5 separate regions of the Homo sapiens genome follow, and all the other regions are linked to region 1. Evidence: chromatin contacts called from ENCODE Hi-C or POLR2A ChIA-PET data. All regions are on one chromosome and are shown on one strand. The core of a region is the stretch at or near the end of the contact, and the rest is flanking DNA. Distances in the headings are between cores, read along the strand shown.

Region 1 (3,628 bases), core at 432-2,931:
ACTTCGAAATAATGAGATTCACAACGGTATGTTATTTCTGCTTACTTCTCAGCCTCTCTTGCCATCTTCCCCCTGCCCTCCCATCCTCTTTTCTTAGCGCACAGAACTACTTCTCCAATGGCTCAACACAGTCTCATCTTTGGACTTTTCCGTCTGTTGTTTCCTTTACCCAGACACTCTTCCCCTGCAACACACACTCCTCCTTTTTGTCTCAGATGTTATCTTACGAAACCTTCCCAGACCCCCTCGCCGGCACTCTCATGTGTTTTACAACGCCTATCATGCCATCCTTGTATTCGCTTTATCAGTTTTTAAATTCTGTTTACTTGGGTGTCTTCTTCAATAGATTATGATCTTTGGCCGGGCGCGGTGGCTCACGCCTGTAATACCAGCACTTTGGGAGGCCGAAGCGGGCGGATCACGAGGTCAGGAGTACGAGACCAGCCTGACCAACGTGGTGAAACCCCGTCTCTACTAAAAATACAAAAATTAGCCGGTCGTGGTGGCGCGCGCCTGTAATCCCAGCTTCTCGGGGGGCTGAGGCAGAAGAATCGCTTGAACCCGGGAGGTGGAGGTTTGAGCCGAGATCGCGCCACTGCACTCCATCCTGGGCGACAGAGTGAAGACTCCGTCTCGAAAAAAAAAAAAAATCATTACCTTTGGGGAAGGCAGTATCCGTGTCTGCCTGGCTCACTGTTTTACCCGTCGCACCTAGTTATTTTTTCAATAAATATTTCTTGATTGAATAAGGAGAGTGGCTTGGAGTTTCAGTGAAAAATGTTCTTCCAAACACTAGGCTTGGTTTTCCGATACCCCACTAGAACTGGATTCTCTGGACTGATACATTTTCACTCTGTGGAGCTGACCGTCCTTTGACCTAGGGTCGCAGGTGGGAGCCCACTGGCCTGAAAGATCCGAGTTTTCAACCTGCAGAATCACCGCCAACATAGGGTTGAGTCGAAGGGCATGAATATTTATGATCCAAAAGCGACTGCTACGCCCTCTAGGCAATGAGCTGGAAAGGGAACCTTCAAGGGCCACCGAAATCCCAGGAAAGGCGCCAGATTCGCTTTCTCCCGGCCTCAGGCAGCTCTCCCTACGAACTACCTCCTCCAGCGCGCCAAGCCGTTAGTCCCGCCTTATCCCCTCAGCTCCACCTACCCAGCGCGCCCACAGTTACTAAACCCTAGCCGCCAGGGTGCACTACGCGTTCCTAAGCCCCGCCTCCGGGGCAAGGGCGCGCTCCCCCTCCCAGCTCTGCCCAAGCAGTTCCGTTAGGAGCGGGAGGAAAAACCGTCCTTCGGGTCCCCGCCTCTCCACTCCTAACGCTTTACTCCCTACTCCCCCTGCGACCACTACACAGCCGGCTACGGAGGCCCCTAATGTACAAATATCCCCCAGGCCCTTGCTCATCCTGATAGGTTTTGTCCTTTCTTAATCGACCCAGTACTAAGGCCTTGTGTTCAGTTTTTCTCCAGGATTCAGACTAGAGAGTTTCTTCCGGCGTAAGGAACTTCAACGCTCTTCACGGAAGTAAAAGTGTTTTTTTGGTTGTTGTTGCCGTTGTGGCTGCCCGCATTCCTTCCCTCCCACCTCGCGGAATTGTGGCGGGAGGGGGAGGAGGAAGTCAGGGCGCCTGCGCGGAGAGGCCGCTTTCCATCCGGGTCCCTGTCCGTGCGGTGCAGCAGGTCGGTAGGCGGGAAATGGCGACTGGCTGAAGGAGCTGGTTCTGTTGCTGCTGCGGGGTAAGCGGGAAAGACACCACACATTGCGCAGTCGGGACCATCGCCGGAGCCTGAGGACACTTCTCTGTCGTCACAGTTAGGTAATCCCCTTCGTCCAGACGCCGCCGCTGCTTCCAATCTCAGTCCTCCTCCTCTTCCAGGGCCGTCTGCCGGGATCTCCTCCCCTTCTAAACCTGGTCCTCCAGCGGCTCTGGCGCCTTGGTAGGCATGCACTCTTTGGCGCCTCGTACGTCCACTGTGCGGAGCCGCTCCTGTCTGGACTTTCCCCTGGGAACAGAAAGGGAGCTCACTTCCCGCCAGCTTCACCTCTTAGGTTGCGGCCTGCGTTGTGATTTCTGGGGTTAGATTTCACTTTGCTACCCACCCCCACTCCGATCTCAAGTTCCTAGTCCCCAACCTCTGGGTAATTAAGTTAGAAGTTTAGCTTTTTTTAACCTTTTTGGCCCACCTCATGTTTTCAGCATTTCATTCTTTGGAGTAGGGTGCTTTTAGGGGGGCGTTGCTCTTATCTCAGTTCTTATAAACACCTTTTCAGAATCTGGAAGAAGGGATTTGACTAAGTTCTGTTTATCTTTTGTACTGTTAAAATCTCGAGTTGACATTGTTACTTTTTCAAATCGGGAGTGGTAGTAAAGAACAGTCCATGTGGAAGGCGTCTGGTTTCCACAGTGGTCAGTTAAAGAGTGAACCTTATTATCCTTAATATTCTCTGCTTTCTTTGGATTTTAAATGTCTGTATGGGTGTTTACTTTTGCATTCTTGACCAGAGTTCTGTGGTAAATAATTGCATAAGTAAATCTTGTTTATTTACTTCTCACCCTAGTGGTGGCTGGATGTGTGAATGATGTTAAACACTTCAGCGTACCTTAGGGAAACCTAAAGAGATCTAAGAGCTCGTAAACTTACCTGAGATCCTGAAATGAAACGTACTCAGTAGATGTTCCTCCGAGGCAGGGATTTATCTTCCTAATGCTGGTAACGCAGTACCAAGATGAATTTCTTCAGTGGGTATACAAATTAGTGACTTGAAATGATGGATTTATCTGTGTAATTTTCAAATTGTAGATTGCTTTGTCTCCCCATTCTTCGCCCAGTTTTAAATTTTCGTTCCTGGTCCATTTTTTATTCTTAGAAAAGGGAAATGGCGTGTTAAAGCTAGTTTTACTATATTTCTTTACTTTTTCTTTCCTTTTTTTTAAATTACATTGCAGACCAATTGTTCATAAAGAGAAGTAATAAGGAGGCTGTTGGTGTTTTCGGAATTTATTAATCATGTTGAATTTGGGATCTTTGTAGGTTTTTTTGTTTTCACTAATCAAATTAAAATTTTAAAAACTGTTCACATTGAATATCAGTTGATATTTATAACTCAGGTTTTCAGTTCTGGATAGGTCCAGTTTAGAGAATTTCACTATTGTTTGCACGATGTTATGGTTAATTTTCAATAATAAACAGGAACACACAAACATTATTATAATCCTCATTTGGTAGACTTTGCCCAAGGTCATAAAGAAAGTCAAGGCAAAAGGTAGCTCTTATGTGAAGGAGTTTTTTAGGATTAAGTTGAGCTTCATACTTTCCTAAGGCGAATAGAATAGTGGAGGTACAGGCACGTTAACTACTTGCCGAGTCAGTTTATTTAAAAAATGGAGCCAAATATGCAACTTAAAGGGATCTTAAATCATTGGTCTAGTGTGTAGGTTTTGTCTGTATTTTAATGACCTTTTTGGGTAGTTAATAGCGTTAATGTTTTTAATAAAAATTAGTTTGCAGCTAGCTGAGTGAGCATTGTAGACCTTGTTTTCAAGAGTTCTCCTAAATTGTTTAGTACTACGTGCATTCAGTACTTGCACTCTTTTAATGCTTTCTCAGAGTTGAAAGAA
Region 2 (3,938 bases), core at 803-3,302, 650 kb before region 1:
CTTGAGCCCAAGATTTCAAGACTAGTCTGGGTAACATAGTGAGACCCTATCTCTACAAAAAAATAAAAAAATGAGCCTGGTGTAGTGGCACACACCAGCTGAGGAGGGAGAATCGAGCCTAGGAGTTCAAGGCTGTGGTGAGCCGTGATCATACCACAACACTCCAGCCTGAGGTGACTGAGTGAGAATAAGAAAAAAAAAAAGGATGGCCTGAGCCCAGGAGTCTCCAGCCTGGGGAACAGAGAGACCTTGTCTCTAAAAAAATTCCTCCCATATAACGAGCTTCCAATTTCTAAATTTTAGCTTGACTAAAAGTGCTTTTCAAAATAGTCTTTGCCACTGTTTAATTATATTAATGTTACAAAAAAAAAGCCCTTGCCATTCTAACTTACCTTGTCCAGACGTTTCCGGCTGGCAGAGGAAGGCAGTGCCTGAACAGGTTCTCTGTTTGGAACATGGGTCTGGCTTCTAGGATATTTTAAGGGAATGGGACAGATGAAGACCAGGGTAGGAGGTGGAACTGGATCTTTTATTACAACATTTAAGAGTGGAGATTAGAAAGGAAGACAATGCCAAAGCTTCCCATGTTAGTCCCACCCCATCCAAAGTACCTCACTTCCCACTGTGCCATGTGCTCCCTTGAGGATCCTGGGAGTGACTGTCCTTGGTTGCTTGCCAGTGGATCTGACACTGACACCTGGTGGGGAAAGTGGCAGGAGCACTTGGTTCCCTGGAGTACTGGGATACCTTGGACTTCAGGCTTTGCCCCACCTTATCACAACTCCCTGCAATTTCTGGCCTCACCCACCTCCTCTAGTGCCATCTGTGGCTGTGATACTGCATCTCCTTCAGAATAGCCTCCTGTGTTCTGCCAACTCTCAGGATGTCTGGCATCTTCAGTCAGGTTGTGTCCCTGAACTGATGATGGGGCTGGGATAGAATCCATGGCTGCCCAAATAATGAGGCGCTCCCTGAGTGAGCCCAGGCAGTGGAGGCTGTTAGGCCCAGACCTGGAAAAGGATGGTGGAAAAAAATAGGAGGGTGGAGACCTCTTAAGCACCTCTCCACATTTCCCTCCCCCACTTTCCACAAACCCTTTCTTGCCGGCTACCTGTTCCCCCTCACCTGAGGAAGCGTTGGCACACAAGGTCCAAGCTACCACCAGCGCCCTCCTGACAACACTGGGACACTATGAAGGAGAAGAGGCAGGACCAACCAGGGCCTGGGAGTCTCAGATACTGGGGGTGGAAGGAGACGGTAAGCCCCATGAAGTCAGCCCCTCCCCCTCCTGCCGCCGCCACTCGTCCGGGAGCCAGTCCGTAAGTAAGACTAAGACGGGTCCCACAGGGCTTGTTAGCACACCAGGTGCAGCTGGGCCTGAGTTCCCCAGGAGGCCGAAACAGCACAGTCCCCTCAAACCACAGCCCCCTGGGACAACCCCAGCAGCCTCCTCGCCCCACTTGGAGTTCAGTTATCGGAACTACCTCAGACCGTGACTACTCGCAGCCTCCGGCCCCGACCGCACCTTCCACCTCCAGCCCACGTTTATGCTCCCTCGCCCTCACCTCGCTCACACACCCTGAGCTCGCACTTACCCCTCGGTGGCCTTGGAAAGCAATCACCGGCCGTACCTGCGGGGAGAGCGAAGATGTGACCGTTGAGCGCAGGTGAAGCAGTGTCCCCAGGATCCGGCGTCCGGAGCCCGGGATCACCTGCCTAGCGGGCTTCACTTGGAGAGGTGGGGAGGCCAGAGCTTGCGGAAGCCGCTCCCTCTCCCCTGCACCTTCTCCAGGGTCGCCGGCTGAGGCCCAAGGTCCCTAGGGGCAGTGACTAGAGAAGAAGGGGGCCGGCCGTACCTGTTGCCGCTGACACTCTTGCAGCGCCCGCAGGGCAGCGTCGTTGAGCCTGAGCAGTAAGAGGCTAGTCCGGGCAGCTTGCGTGAAGCAGAGCCGGAGCTGTCCTCTCAGAGGCTCCTGGAGCTCCTCCATGGCGACGAGTTCGAGTGCAAGCAGCACGGGGGCCACAGGCGAGGGCCACCACCGCCACCTCCTCTGTTCAGGGTTTGGTTGGCACACCCGGTAACCCACGTCTGCCCCACCCTCCGCCAGGAACCCGCCCCCGGCCCCACCTCCCGCCAGCGCCACCCCAAGCTTTCCCAGCCGCGTGGGCGGCGCTTCGCTCTCCCCGGCCAACCGCCCGGACCTCGGCGCTTTCTTCTAGGATCCGCATGAATCGCTTTGGGCTATCGGAAGAGCTATCCCCAGTTCTCGGGAGAAAGAGTCCGCGACCAGCGTCTGACCTCTCACTCAGAGTCCCCAGTCCTGCCTTAGTTTCCCCAGCGACCCTGAATTTGGAGTTGCTGTCTCTAAGTGAAAGCTGAACCTGCAACCCCTTGAGGGTTTCAGCCGCAGAGGGGCGGGAGAAAGGGCCTGGTTGGTAGGCGGGCTCAGCGGTTCGCGCCCAGTTAGCCCCGAGCTTCGGAGACCCGAGAGACCAGAGGATGGCTGACACGAAGGGGCACCCGAGACAGCGCCTGGGCTTTTTCCCGCCCGCGGTTCCACCGCTCTGAAACCGATTTCTAACAGAGAGGTAATTGGGGCCCTGCGGTTGTGGTGGCAGCAGTGAAAGTTGGCTGTCACCGACTGGAGCGCCCCCAGTTGGTGGGCAGGGATACGGGCGCGGGTAGTGGCAGGAAAGTTGCAGGGCAGAGAGCCAGAACCCAGTCCTAGGTCTCACCTCGTGGCCTAAACACGCGTCAGAGTGGTGAGACCGCTCCCTGAGGAGGGCCAGGAGCTGCCATGAAGTCGCCAGGCATTCCAGAGGGCCAGATCCTGGTGCACTGAGACCCCAGCACCAACCTCTGGCCAGCCCTTGGTGTCTCCACTTGTTCCTGTTTGATTATGTTTCCCAAGAGCCCCGATGTTGTCCTGTTTCCTAAACAGGATCCCTCTGTTAAATCCCTGGACCTGCACAATCCCCGGGAACCTTAACGTCCTCTACTACAAATAAAATTACCTATACATTTGTCAAAACTCATAAAAAAAAAATACATTTTTTTTTTTTTTTTTGAGACGAAGTCTTGCTCTGTCGCCCAGGCTGGAGTGCAGTGGCACGATCTCCGCTCACTGCAAGCCCCGCCTCCTGGGTTCACGCCATTCTCCTGCCTCAGCCTCCCGAGTAACTGGGACTACGGGCACCCACCACCACGCCTGGCTAATGTTTTGTATTTTTAGTAGAGATGGGGTTTCACCGTGTTAGCCAGGATGGTTTTGATCTCCTGACCTCGTGATCCACCCGCCTCGGCTTCCCAAAGTGCTGGGATTACAGGGATGAGCCACCGCGCCCGGCTAATACACATAAAATTTGTATGTAAATTATACTTCAATAAAGTTGATCTTTAAAATCTGTGCTATTTCTGTTTCTCTGCGGCAATATCCTAATCTGATAAACAGTTGTGGTAATGGATAAAGCTGGTCTCTTAGCTGGGCATGGCGGTGCATGCCTGTAGTCCCAGCTACTCAGGAGGCTGAAGCAGGAGGATCGCTTGAATCCATGAATCAGGTTGCAGTGAGCCATGTTTTCGCCACTGAACTTCAGCCTGAGCAACAGAGAGAGACCCTGTCTCAAAAAAAGAAAAAAAGGCCAGGCGCGCTGGCAGATTCCATCTCAAAAAAAAAAAAAAAAAAAAAAAAAAAAAAAAAAGAGGCTGGGTGCGGTAGCTCATGCCTGTAATCCCAGCACTTTGGGAGGCTGAGGCAGGTGGATTACCTGAGCTCAGGAGTTCGAGACCACCCAGGGCAACATGGTGAAACCCTGTCTCTACTAAAACTACAAAAAAATTAACCAGGTGTGGTGGCGCACACCTGTAGTCCCAGCTACTTGGGAGGCTGAGGCAGGAGAATCGCTTGAGCCCCAGAGGTGAATGTTGCAGTGAGCTG
Region 3 (3,755 bases), core at 1,229-3,728, 600 kb after region 1:
AGAGGCAGCAGACCTTGCAGAGCTGCGGTGGGCTCTGCCCAGTTCAACCTTCCCGGCTGCTTTGTTTACCTACTCAAGCCTCAGCAATGGCGGACGCCCCTCCCCTGCCAGGCTGCTGCCTCAGACTGCTGTGCTAGTAGTGAGCAAGGCTCTGTGGGCGTGGGACCCACTGAGCCAGGCACAGGATTTAATCTCCTGGTGTGCCATTTGCTAAGACCGTTGGAAAAGTGCAGTATTTGGGTGAGAGTGTCCTGATTTTCCAGGTACAGTCTGTCACAGCTTTCCTTGGCTAGGAAAGGGAAATCCCCCAACCGCTTGCGCTTCCCGGGTGAGGCAATGCCCCTCCCTGCTTCGGCTCACCCTCCATGGGCTGCAGCCACTGTCCAACCAGTCCCAATGAGATGAACCAGGTACCTCAGTTGGAAATGCAGAAATCACCGTCTTCTGCATCGATCACACTGGGAGCTGCAGACCGGAGCTGTTCCTATTTGGCCATCTTGGAACGGAATCTGGATGATTTACTTTTGGCTACCAATTTGGAAGCCTCATGCCAGCAGGCTACTCTAGATCTCTTGAACTTTCTAGGTAATCAAGCGGGCAAGGTGTCTAAACTGAAAGCCCAGCTCTGCCTACAACAAGTCAAATATCTAGGCCTAATCTTAGCCAGAGGAACCAGGGCCCTCAGCAAGGAACAAATACAGCCTATACTGGCACCGGTCCCTCAAGGCGTAGCACCAACCAGATTGATAAACTCACTTATCTGACCTTGTGGCCCTCGCCCAGAAACTGACTCAGTCCAAGAAGACAGCTTAGATCCCCTATGATTTCATCTCTGACCCAAACAATCAGCACTCCTGACTCACTGGCCTTTCCCCACCCATCAAACTATCCTTAAAAACTCTGAGTCCCCGTATGCTCGAATGCTTGGGGAGCCGGATTTGAGCAATAATGAAATTCCAGTCTCCTGCATAGCTGGTTCTGCATGAACTCTTTCCCTATTGCAGTTCCCCTGTCTTGATAAATTAGTTTTGTCTAGGCAGCAGGCAAGGTGAATCCATTGGGCGGTTACATATTGGGGAGGGGGGACTGTAAGGGAATGAAATCCTGAGCATTATCCTCAAAGGAGGGAGGGGCCTTATAGACTTAGGCCTATCTAGAAGCGCCTCTCTCCTCAGAGAGTAAAACCTCACTGTTTCTCAGAGGGCTGAGAGGCTTGAAGGAAGAGTTTGGGCAGAAACTCTGCTTTGAATAGAAGCAGCAGATCCAGTTGAGAGAAAGAGGTTCACAAATTCCATTTCATGGCTTTTTTTTTTTTAAAGACAGATTTTCACTCTTGTTGCCCAGGCTGGTGTTGAATGGCATGATCTCAGCTCACTGCAACCTCTGCTTCCCAGGTTCAAGCTATTCTCCTGTCTCAGCCTCCCGAGTAGCTGAGATTAAGGCGCATGCCACCATGCCCGGCTAATTTTTGTATTTTTAGTAGAGACGGGGTTTTCACCATATTGGTCAGGCTGGTCTCGAACTCCTGACCTCAGGTGATCCACCTGCCTCGGCTTCCCAAAGTGCTGGGATTACAGGCAAGAGCCACTGCGCCCGGCCTCATGTCTTTTTTATACTTAAGCACCAGGCCCATGTAATGATGCACGAATTCATTTACTCCTACTCGTGCCAGGCCCTTTCCTGGGGGCTGGAGACAAAGGGCCGACGTGGACGCTGCGTCATGGTAGCACCTGTCTCGCAAAGTGCACACCGTGCTCCACCCACAGCCTCAGCATTCTCGTTGCTAGGAATATGGACCCTCAGGCAGCACCTCAGACCTAGACCTACTGTATCAGAATCTCTGTGCTGGTCCTGAGAATGTGCATTCTCAACAGCGCCTCACATTCCCCACCCCAATTCTTCTGCAGCTAACGTTTGAGAGCGCTGGTCTGGTGCCTACTGCCTCTGCAGGCGGTTTTCAAGGCAGCCGTGTGTGCTTGCATGTGAGGCGGCAAAAACAGCGCGCTGCAGGGCCGGCGCGGTGGCTCACGCCTGTAATCCCAGCACTTTGGGAGGCGGAGGCGGGTGGATCACGAGGTCAGGATATCGAGACCATCCTGGCTAACACGGTGAAACCCCGTCTCTACTAAACAAAAATACGTGGTGGTGGGCGCCTGTAGTCCCAGCTATTCGGGAGGCTGAGGCAGGAGAATGGCTTGAACCCGGGAGGCAGAGCTTGCAGTGAGCCGGGATCGCACCACTGTACTCCAGCCTCGGCGACAAACAAACAAACAAACAAAAAAAACAGCGCGCTGCAGATGGAGCCAGCACCCGGGCTTCTCGCTCCCAGCCCCCTCCCGAAGCCCCGCCCCGCCTCCGGGTCTGGAGGAGGCTGGGAAGCCCCGCCCCTCCACGCTAGCGCCGCCCAGGCTGGCACAAAGGAGGAAGCCTAGTCCCGCCCCTGCGTGCGGCGCTTCTCCCAGGCCCCACCTTCCATCCAGTGCCCTGGACCCTCGGCTGGGTAGCGCCACCAGAGCGACCAAACGTCCCGCGCCTTCCAGGCCGCACTCCAGAGCCAAAAGAGCTCCATGGCGGCGGCGGCCAAGCCCAACAACCTTTCCCTGGTGGTGCACGGACCGGGGGACTTGCGCCTGGTAAGCTGGGAAGGAGGGTGGGAAGCATACCGATCCTGCCTCACTCTCCTCTGAGCCCAGCCATAGTCCTGGCTTCCCACTTCCAGCCTGGCGCCGGCCCCGCACCTTAAGCGCCCTGGCTGCCCAGATCCCAGCTGGTTCCCCTCGGGGTGTGGGGGCAGCAGGTAGTGGCTGTTGCGAAGGGCAGGGATCTAGTCGTGTGCCTCCCGGAACCTAGCCCCGTGGCTGGCACGTGGCCGGTGCCCAGGACGGTTGCAAACTGTTTGAATGAAGCTTTCTCTCTCCTTTGCCAGCTGCAGATTCATAGTCCAGCCTCTTGTCATTGACCTTTCCAAAGGAAATGCTAAGGCTGTCTGAATTATCGGGGCAGACCGTGCAGAGCAGAGAAAGGGGGGCCAGAGGACACTTAGAAACAGCAGAACTTGTATTTAACTCCCTTGCTTGGGACTGATAAACCTCCCTTGCAGGATTATGATGATCACAAGAGTACTCAGCACTTAGTACGTGCTCAGGAAGTGCCAGCTCCTTCTCCTTTCCTTCCAGTCTAGGCCTCCATCTCCAGAACCCCTGCTGTTCCCCTTGCCTGTGCCAGACTTGTGGATCTTGATAGCTCCCTTGTCTGTAAGGATCCTTCTCTCCCTAAGACCCTGTCTGGTTCACTTTCCAGCAGTTTTTCTTTCCAATCCCGTGCCTCTGTCCCTTTAGGAGCATTCTGTATGTGTGTCCTCTGCCTTAGACCCTGCCTTTTGCTCCCTGGCTTGTGGCACCAAAGTTTAGGAAGTGGCTGAGTCAGCAGCCTAGTCATGCCAAGCCTCCCTTGACAAAGTCCCTCTCAGATGGGCCTGGGATGGCAGTGGGTATGTGGGATGAGTGCCAGCCATCTCTGCTGCTCCCCTGTACCTCTTTTCCCTCAAAGTACATGCGTCAGTATGTAAACTGCAGTAATTCAGAAGCTTATCCAGGTTAGCAGTTCTTGACTATTTAAGAATCTGTGGTGTCCCCTCCACAGAATGCAAATAGACTGAGTTTGGCAACAATTTCAGACTGCTCAAGGACTCCCTTTAAGCCGCTCTAAGCCCCTCTATAGAACCCTTGTCCCAGCTGACTCTCCATCTCCTCAGT
Region 4 (4,054 bases), core at 283-2,782, 760 kb after region 1:
CAGGCCCCAGAACTGAGCTCTCGGGGTGAGTGAAGAAGGACAGCAGAGCCAAGGCAGCCCACAGAGTCATCATCACAGAATTTAGGGGCCTGGGATGGCTTTCAGCTCTCACTCTGCCAGGGAGGGATAAGGCCAACCCGAATCAGGGCAGGGCCCTGAGGCATGGTGGATTTCCTGTTCTCCTCCCTATCCTGGTGCCTGCAGACCCAGGAAAAGCTCCAGCCTCCCTCAGAATGGACCAGGGGGAGAGGGAGGCCAGGAGGAGAGGAGGAATGGGCTCAGCTGCTTAGCCCCATGTGGGCAACAGGTCCTGAGCACTGACTATCCTCATACCTGAGAGGACGAGGGAAGGAGGGAGGAGTGGGCCTGGACCCCACGAAGCCCCCTTGGCAAGAGCTGTAAGCTGCCTGTCTTCGCCTCCTGAGAACAACAGCCTATAGGGCAAAGGCCAGCTCGTGCTGTGTCCGCAAGGAGAAACCCGTCTTCACCTCCTTTCTGGGGCTTCAGCACCTGCAAGGATGCTTAGGCTGGAGAAACAGGAGGAGGAAGAGGAGGAGGAAGCAAAGAGGCAACAGGAGGGAAGAGCTTTGTGCTGGCTATGCCCAGGGGGAAGGGTCAGAGATCAAAGGGCACTGAGCCGCTGCTTCCAGAGGGGCAGAAAGGCCATCAACCAGTGGGGGTTGGGAGGTGCGCCTCAATTCCCGTTAGCAAAAGGCTCATGGATCAGGCTAGAGGGGGCTACGAAGTGGAGAGCCAGCCCGGGAGGGGGAGGGTCACCAGTTCTGGGGCCATTACAAAGGATAGGGCAGAGGGGCAGAGTTTGGGGCTTCCGTCTCAGATTAGTCGGTTGAGAATCTGAACAAAGGTGGGTGAAGGCTCGGAACCCCGGGGTCAGGGGCTCGCGTCTGCCAGAAGCTGAGACACCGAGGGGCCCGGGCCAGGCCACCTTTGTCCCTCTCGCAGCCTCCAGACCCCTGACCGCCTTCCCTCCTGGCCATCCCGGCCCGGCGCGGCACTCACCCTATCGCTGCTGGCGGGGGGTCCGGAGATCCGCTCATCAGCAGGCGGCGCCGGGGGCCCCGGGGTCTCGACCCGAATAAGGCGGTGTGGGGGAGAGCCGTGGCGCGGGGGCGGCGTGGGTCCGGGGGCGACAGGGGTGGCGAGGGCGGCGGAGCCGGACGACCCCCCGGAGTAGGGGTCTTCGAAGTCGCGCTCCCGCTGCAGCCTGTAGGCGGCCAGGATGTCCGGGGGCGGCGCGGGGGGCGCGGCCGGAGAGGGCGCAGGGGGGCGGTAGTCGGGCTCGGGGGGCGCCGGCTTGCTGCCCCCTCCGCCGCCGCCCCCCCCGCGGAAGCCCAGGTGCTCCCGGAGCCACTTGGCTACTCCGCCGCTGCCGCCCCCTCCTGGGCCGGCTCCCGCACCCCCGGCGCCCCGGCGGGACCCCCCCGGGCCGCCCCCAGCGCTCCCCTGCGTTCGCGGCCCCGGGCGGGAGCCAGCCGGAGGAGCTCCGCTCAGTAACATGGGGCCAGCCAGACTGAGCGAGGGGAGCGCAGCGGCGGGTGGGGGGCGGGGGCGGGGGTGGGGAGGGGGGCGGGGCTCCGCCGGGCGGGGAGGGGGCGGGGCGCTTCAGTAACAAGGGAGAGGCGGGGCTCCGCTCCCTAACAGGGTCTTCCTCCTCCCGTAGCTCGGAAGAGTGTACGCGGGCTTCCAGCCGGTATGCACAGGCAAGAAGTGAAGTGGGCAGCCCTGGGGCAGAGGATGCGACTACTGGACTGAGGTTGAATCCTTTACGTGTCGCCACGCGGTCCCCTGTGGGGAGCGCATCCATCCCCATCTGTTCTTTTCCCCAGCTCCCAGCTCGTGCGAGACGCAAAGAGGGGAGCCCCCAGACTCCTGACTCTAGGGAGCCTTACGCCTCTCCTCTTCCCTCTCCCAGGATCTCGCAACTGGGAAACTATAATCTAGGAGGAAAATCTAGGCGGGCAAGAAAAGGGGCTAGGTTCTGTAAGATGTGTCTGTAAGCCTCCTCCTCCCGTGCTACCTTGGGAGCCCCACAACCTCCTCCCATCCAACCGTACGCACTGCACATACCCGAACCTACGTTACTTCCCGATCCAGGCAAACACATCTCACATCACATACAAACAACTCCCTAGAGACGCCCACTTCTCCCGTGTCGTTTTCACACACGCCCTTCTCACACGCAAACAGCCCTCGCTCAAACATCCCCCACCCACGGGAGCACCTGCTCCAAACGGGCCCACATGGCCCTGACGATAGCATGCGCACGCACGCAGAAATCCCTTCCAGCCACATCCCGGGCTTCATTGTCAATCAGATTAGTAACAGAATGGAAACAGACAAGTCAATAAATCAAGTCTAGAAACAGTCCCAGTGTTGTCTATCACAAACTCCTTATCCTCTTGAGGCTCAGATGCTCAAGTGCTAGGCATTTTTGTCTTAGAAATAAAGCCAGTTCCGGCTGGGCGCGGTGGCTCACGCCTGTAATCCCAGCACTTTGGGAGGCCGAAACGGGAGGATCACGAGGTCAGGAGATCGAGACCATCCTGGCTAACACGGTGAAACCCCGTCTCTACCAAAAATACAAAAAAATTAGTCGGGTGTGGTGGCGGGCACCTGTAGTCCCAGCTACTCGGGAGGCTGAGGCAGGAGAATCGCTTGAACCCAGGAGGCAGAGGTTGCATTGAGCTGAGATTGCGCGACTGCACTCCAGCCAGGGCGACAGAGTGAGACTCCGTCTCAAAAAAAAAAAAAAAAGAAAAAGAAAAAAGAAAAGGAAAGAAATAAAGCCAGTTCCTCACCATAAATGTAGGCCTGAAGCCAACACCAACACATTTGCTCTTGGCTCTGCTGGGAAAGCAGCTGTCTCACCTCACTTTACCCCACCCCCTTTCCCCCACTGCCTCAGTGTCTCCGCACTCCTAGGTTCATGTCTGCCTTTTTTTTTTTTTTTTTTTTTTTGAGACGGAGTCTCACTCCGTCGCTGGAGTACAGTGGCACGATTTCAGCTTACAGCAACCTCCACCTCCCGGGTTCAAGCAATGCTCCCAGCTCAGCCTCCCTAGTAGCTGGGATTACAAGCGTGCGCCACCACACCTGGTTAATTTTTTGTATTTTTAGTAGAGATGGAGTTTCACCGTGTTGGCTAGGCTGGTCTCGAACTCCTGACCTCAAGTGATTCCCCACCTCGGCCTTCCAAAATGCTGGGATTACAGGTGTGAGCCAACGGCACCTGGCCATATCTGCCTTTTGAGGGCGCAAAAAGCCAAGAGGCCCCAAAGGAAAGGAGTTCAAAGCGGGGGGTGTAAAGAAGGATGTAATGGCAAAACTGTGAATCTCCTGGGATTCCCAGGGCCCCGAGTCTCAAAATATTTGTTGAGTTCCTGCTTTGTGCAAATTCTAGTTGGGCGAGGTGGCTCATGCTTGTAGTCCCAGGTACCTGGGAGGTTGAGGTGGGAGAATTGCTTGAGCCCAGAAGTTCAAGGCTGCAGCGAGCTATGATTGTGCCACTGGTCAGACAGTGCTGCTTGTATTTAGGACAGTGCTTCTGATCAAGCCAGTGCTGCTTGTATTTAGGACAGTGCTTCTCAAACTTTAATGTGGACACTAATCTCCTGGGGATCTTGGTAAGTTACAGATTCTGACTCTCTAGGTCTAGCTGGGGTGGGGTCCCAGGTGATACAGATACTGCTGGTCCCAGACCACATGTTGAGTAGCTGGACTGTAGGAGATACTGGAGAATCTGATGTTGAACTTGGTTTTATGAAGTATAATAGAGAAAATAACGTGCATATTTTTAAAATGTGCAGTTAAATTGACTAATGGTGCAAAACGAAGCTGGACATAGAGATGATAAATAGAGAAGAATGGTCCAGTTAATGTATATCAGAGAGTCTCCACAGTCACCAGGTGTGAGGGCATGGATAGGTAACTAATAAGAAATCCAATAGTTGTGGGCTGTAGCCAGGTATTTGGGGAAGGTACTCAATGCTACTGATACTTGCTTTCATGATCTCTGGAAAGGGCGTGATAATCA
Region 5 (4,038 bases), core at 1,321-3,820, 510 kb before region 1:
CTGTGAGACCCCTAAACTTGGCTCTTCATCACTATGATATTCTGCCCTCCTTGCACTATAAATGCTTTGCAGTTTCACTAGTTGGATGGACCCTGTCACAGTGGAATGGAATTGATGACTTTCCATTTTGAAATGTCTTCACAAGGAGTGTGGTCTTTATTGCTCTTCTTAGAAGACCTGTAAGATTATGAGGAGCATCAGTCCCTTGAGTGGGTCACCTACCATGGTGGCTCCTTGGCCAGGGAGCATCTCTGGTGATTTAAAAATATTTCCACAGATTCTTTGATAATCCTAATTTCATGAGGTAGAGCTTAATTCCTTCTCTGAGTATGGCTTAGACTTGGTGACTCACTTCTATCAATAGAATAAAGCATGAGTGAGTGTCTGACTTCTGAGATCATAAAGTCATTGCAGCTTCCTCCTTGTTCTCTTGCCCTTGGATCACTCATTCTTCTTGAGGTTGCTTCAGCAGTCCTATAGAAAGGTCCATGTGGTGAGGAACTGGGGCCTTTGCCAACAGCCAGCAAGGAACTGAGGCTTTCGGCCAACAGCCATTTGAATGACCCATCATGGAAATGAAGTCCCCACCTCCAGTCAAGCCTGTGGATCACTGCAGCCCCAGCCAACCTCCTGACTGCAACCTCGTGATTGACCCTGAGCCAGAACCACCCAGCTAAGCTGCTCTTGAATTCCTGACCCATAGACACTCTGAGACAATTAAACGCTTGTTATTTTAACTTTTATGGTCCAGCATCCCTAGGGGAGTAATGAAAATGTAGTAAAATTCCTTTAAATTCGAACAGTCTGAACCAAAAAGAAATTGACCCCTCCCTGGACAGTTGGAGGTTTCCATTGTTTCTGTTTTCGGGCTGAAGAATGAAACAGAGGATTCCTTGTCCACTTGATCATGTAAAAATGCTCAACAGGAAGAGGGCTGTTGACAGTGCAACTTCTAGGAGGTGGTAGGAAGGGGTCCTAGCAGGTAACTCTGAGAGGCTTGGGCTTGAAGATTCAAGCAATTAACAAACAGAAATGAGGGAGCAACCAAGCCATCTTCTCTCCTCAGCGCTTGCTACTCAAAGTGTAGCCCACATATCAGGGGTATCAGCATCACTTGAGAGCTTATTGGAGATAAAGAATATAGGCCCATCCTACACTTCCACCTACACCTTTTAACAAGATCCCCAGGTGATTTGTGTATAGATTAAAATTTAAGAAGCTGTCCTAAGAAAATTCAAAAGCCATCTTCTAACCACAGCAGGATGGACTGCCTTCCTCAGACCAAAGGGAAGGTGAGTCTTAGCCTGGAAGTTAATAAGAACCCATCCCCTCACTCCCACCAACCCTACTCTGCCCAAATGTTTGCCAAGAAAAACGAAAGGAAAAAAGACATCATGTAGAGTGAATAATTAAGATGGATCTACCAAATCAAGCTCGTCTTCACTCTGCTTCCCACAGCGAAATGCCACACGGTGTGTGGGAGAGAGTGAGTGAGCACTTCTCTGCCTCTCACTGTTCCAACTCCCACCTTCCACAGGCTTCAGCAGGATGTGGATGCAAACCTTTTGCCCCTTACTCACTGATCACTCCCTGGGCCTGGATTCACGCATCACGTCTTCCATGTTTCTCTGCTTGTCTGTGTCCAAAATTCAGGGACTGTACATATTGGACTAAAGGAGATATTACAAAGGGATAACATGGCTCTGGGCAGTGATTCTCAATGTGGCAGAGAGGGGAACATCTTCCAGGGGGAGCCCGTCAGAATCTGTATGTGTTGGGGGTGCTCCTGTGGTTTGAAATGGCCCCTTTGGGCCGGGCGCGGTGGCTCACGCCTGTAATCCCAGCACTTTGGGAGGTCGAGGTGGGTGGATCACCTGAGGTCAAGAGTTCGAGACCACCATGGCCAACATGGTGAAACCCCATCTCTACTAAAAATACAAAAAAAAAAAAAAAAAATTAGCCAGGCATGGTGGTGTCGGCGTGTAATCCCAATTACTTGGGAGAGGCTGAGGCAGGAGAATTGCTTGAACCCAGGAGGCAGAGGTGGCAGTGCGCCAAGATCGTGCCACTGCACTTCAGCCTGGCTGACGAGAGCAAAACTCCATCTCAAAAAAAAAAAAAAAAGAAAAGAAAAGGCCCCTTTAAAGTTTCTGATTTGCTCCCCTTCTCCTCCCACCCAAGGGAACATGATCCTGCTCACACTGAGAACCACTGTCTTTCCAAGGCATCATTATTGATGGCAGGTAATGGCCTCAGGTGAACTGGAATAGAAACAAGGCTTTCCACTGCTGGGCAGGGTTCCTTTTGATTTCTGGTGATAAAACAGCTGCAGGGAGGTTAAAGGCAAGGCCACAGGGCATTCTCAGGCAATGTCATAAAACTAGATGGGAAGAGGGAAAAGGATACACCAGTATCCTAAAGAAACAAACCATAGTTGAGGGCAAGAGGAGATGAGCTCATGAAAGAATCAACTGACAGCTTCAAGAGAGAGAATGAGCTGCACCAGGGCTCCCCCTCCCTTTCTGCCACAGTGGCTTCCATCGAGCTTTGTGTTTGGTTCATTTAAGAAGATAACCAGTGACTCAATGTTGTTGGTGGAAATATATTCCACATGACTCATAGCATCCTTAGACCTATTCACAAGAGACCCTGGCATGTTCTCCCCTGCCACACAAGGGCCTAAGGAAGACTATCTTGTTGCCTGAGGCACTATCTCCAGGGCCACTGTGTGTTGCCAGGCAAGGGATCAGCCTGCTGGGGCTGCCTAGTGCAGCCCTCCTGAATCTCTGAACCTCAGAACATTTCATAGCCAAGGAAATAGAAGTCCAGAGATGGAGAGTGACTTATCTGAGGTAACACAGCAATCAGAATCCAGGCCTTCTGACTCGGCCCATGGTAATTCACTTAGTTATCAGGTTAGTCCTAATCCAAGTCAGGAGGACCCTTTGTTATCAGAGAGATATTCTCACTGAGACTAAAGGAGAAATGAGCTCTAGACCGGATTTAGGAGAACACGCTTGCTTCTGAGGAAACTGGTTTTTTGTTTTTTAAACTCTGCTGATCTCTTTCTGGCCTCAGAGGGGCTTTACCTCACCTCCATTTTTGTTTGAATGCTAGTGTTGTCCTAAATTGATTGGAGTGTGAATCAGGACAGAATTAGCAAGAGCCTGCAAGATGCCAGGGAAAACCTGAGCTTTTGTGTAACACGAACATCTCTCCAGGGTATTGGCTTTGGCATAATGCTTTCTGATATCAGAGGGTAGAAATGAGTCCACAGGCATTTCCAGAGTTTAAGGCTGTGAACTCTGGAAAGCACTGGAGGCTCCTGGAGAGTTTTTTCCAGAAGATCCTTTGGCCTTACCTTCCCTTCAAATAGATTCTTTGCCACTGGCTTCCCCTATTTACTATTTCCTTTTTCCTGACTATAATTATGTTTAGTACGTCTTCCTCCCCAATATTAGACTGTAAGCTCCTTGAAGTCAGAGACTATGTTTTATTTACTTTTAATATTCTTCTACAGAGCCTAAACATCCTGTGCCTAGCTTATCCATCTATCCATCATCCATCCATCATCCATCCATCCAGTTCTGACACTTACTATATGTGCCAGGCACTGTCACAGGTGCTGGGAATGCAGTAGGGAACAACCTGGAGTCCTGTTAATGGAGCTTACATTCCAATGGGGGAGATGGCAAAATAATAACAAAACAAAATAACAATAAAGACTCACATTTACTGAGTGCATGCTGTGTGCCCTGTTTCATTCAGTCCTCCCAGCAACTCTATGAGGTGACTACCTTTTTTTTTTTTTTTTTTTTTGAGATGGAGTCTTGCTCTGTTGCCAGGCTGGAATGCAGTAGTGCAATCTCGGCTCACCACAACCTCCACCTCCCGGGTTCAAGTGATTCTCCTGCCTCAGCTTCCTGAGTAGCAGGGATTACAGGCACGTGCCACCACGCCTGGCCAATTTTTTGTAGTTTTAGTAGAGACAGGGTTTCACCATTTTGGCCAGGCTGGTCTCAAACTCCTGATCTCAGG

The links. Hi-C counts contacts between places; a loop is a spot of excess contacts on that map. ChIA-PET counts read pairs that join two places held with the same protein, here RNA polymerase II (POLR2A). Pooled maps may share reads with other maps.
Region 2: a pooled map shows a loop between it and region 1 (7-fold over the local background). The contact joins the promoter of ELL3 here to the promoter of CTDSPL2 in region 1. A Hi-C loop is called at or near these places in 6 of 50 pooled maps. POLR2A ChIA-PET finds 5 or more read pairs at or near these places in 3 of 52 experiments (A673, CD4-positive, alpha-beta T cell and WTC11).
Region 3: a map of CD8-positive, alpha-beta T cell shows a loop between it and region 1 (8-fold over the local background). The contact joins the promoter of SORD here to the promoter of CTDSPL2 in region 1. A Hi-C loop is called at or near these places in 2 of 168 maps with a recorded cell type or tissue (CD8-positive, alpha-beta T cell and naive thymus-derived CD4-positive, alpha-beta T cell) and 8 of 50 pooled maps.
Region 4: a map of sigmoid colon shows a loop between it and region 1 (5-fold over the local background). The contact joins the promoter of SHF here to the promoter of CTDSPL2 in region 1. A Hi-C loop is called at or near these places in 4 of 168 maps with a recorded cell type or tissue (B cell, naive thymus-derived CD4-positive, alpha-beta T cell, natural killer cell and 1 more), 1 of 37 single-sample maps with no recorded cell type and 13 of 50 pooled maps. POLR2A ChIA-PET finds 5 or more read pairs at or near these places in 1 of 52 experiments (activated T-cell).
Region 5: a pooled map shows a loop between it and region 1 (8-fold over the local background). The contact joins the enhancer-like site here to the promoter of CTDSPL2 in region 1. A Hi-C loop is called at or near these places in 5 of 50 pooled maps. POLR2A ChIA-PET finds 5 or more read pairs at or near these places in 3 of 52 experiments (WTC11 and activated naive CD4-positive, alpha-beta T cell).

Annotation. Positions count from the first base shown.
Region 1 is chr15:44,425,948-44,429,575 of GRCh38, forward strand. It overlaps CTDSPL2 (CTD small phosphatase like 2), which reads left to right and starts at 1,682. Exons shown (of 13, transcript NM_016396.3): 1 at 1,682-1,825. LOC124903479 (a long non-coding RNA gene) reads left to right here. Exons shown (of 3, transcript XR_007064605.1): 2 at 1-26; 3 at 347-370. RefSeq lists enhancers at 584-1,191, 846-1,075, 1,192-1,799, 1,356-1,735, 1,800-2,406.
Region 2 is chr15:43,774,914-43,778,851 of GRCh38, forward strand. ELL3 (elongation factor for RNA polymerase II 3) reads right to left here and starts at 2,053. Exons shown (of 11, transcript NM_025165.3): 1 at 1,857-2,053; 2 at 1,596-1,631; 3 at 1,126-1,238; 4 at 809-1,010; 5 at 612-697; 6 at 393-468. The coding sequence starts at 1,988. It also overlaps a transcript of SERF2 not described here. RefSeq lists enhancers at 1,494-2,022, 1,516-1,565, 2,176-2,385 and a silencer at 2,006-2,115.
Region 3 is chr15:45,020,717-45,024,471 of GRCh38, forward strand. SORD (sorbitol dehydrogenase) reads left to right here and starts at 2,479. Exons shown (of 9, transcript NM_003104.6): 1 at 2,479-2,633. The coding sequence starts at 2,568. RefSeq lists a silencer at 2,259-2,428 and an enhancer at 3,198-3,755.
Region 4 is chr15:45,186,434-45,190,487 of GRCh38, forward strand. SHF (Src homology 2 domain containing F) reads right to left here and starts at 1,533. Exons shown (of 7, transcript NM_001394037.1): 1 at 1,021-1,533. The coding sequence starts at 1,518. It overlaps LOC124903481 (a long non-coding RNA gene), which reads left to right. Exons shown (of 2, transcript XR_007064608.1): 1 at 1-25; 2 at 1,682-2,385. RefSeq lists an enhancer at 1-513 and a silencer at 1,428-1,477.
Region 5 is chr15:43,910,926-43,914,963 of GRCh38, forward strand. The region is part of intron 4 of FRMD5 (FERM domain containing 5); the gene reads right to left. Among named protein-coding and RNA genes, the nearest start is that of WDR76, 86 kb to the left of the region's middle. Within about 2 kb of position 2,571, at least 9 of the 41 ENCODE cell types and tissues checked have a DNase peak (open chromatin) inside an H3K27ac peak, as active enhancers do.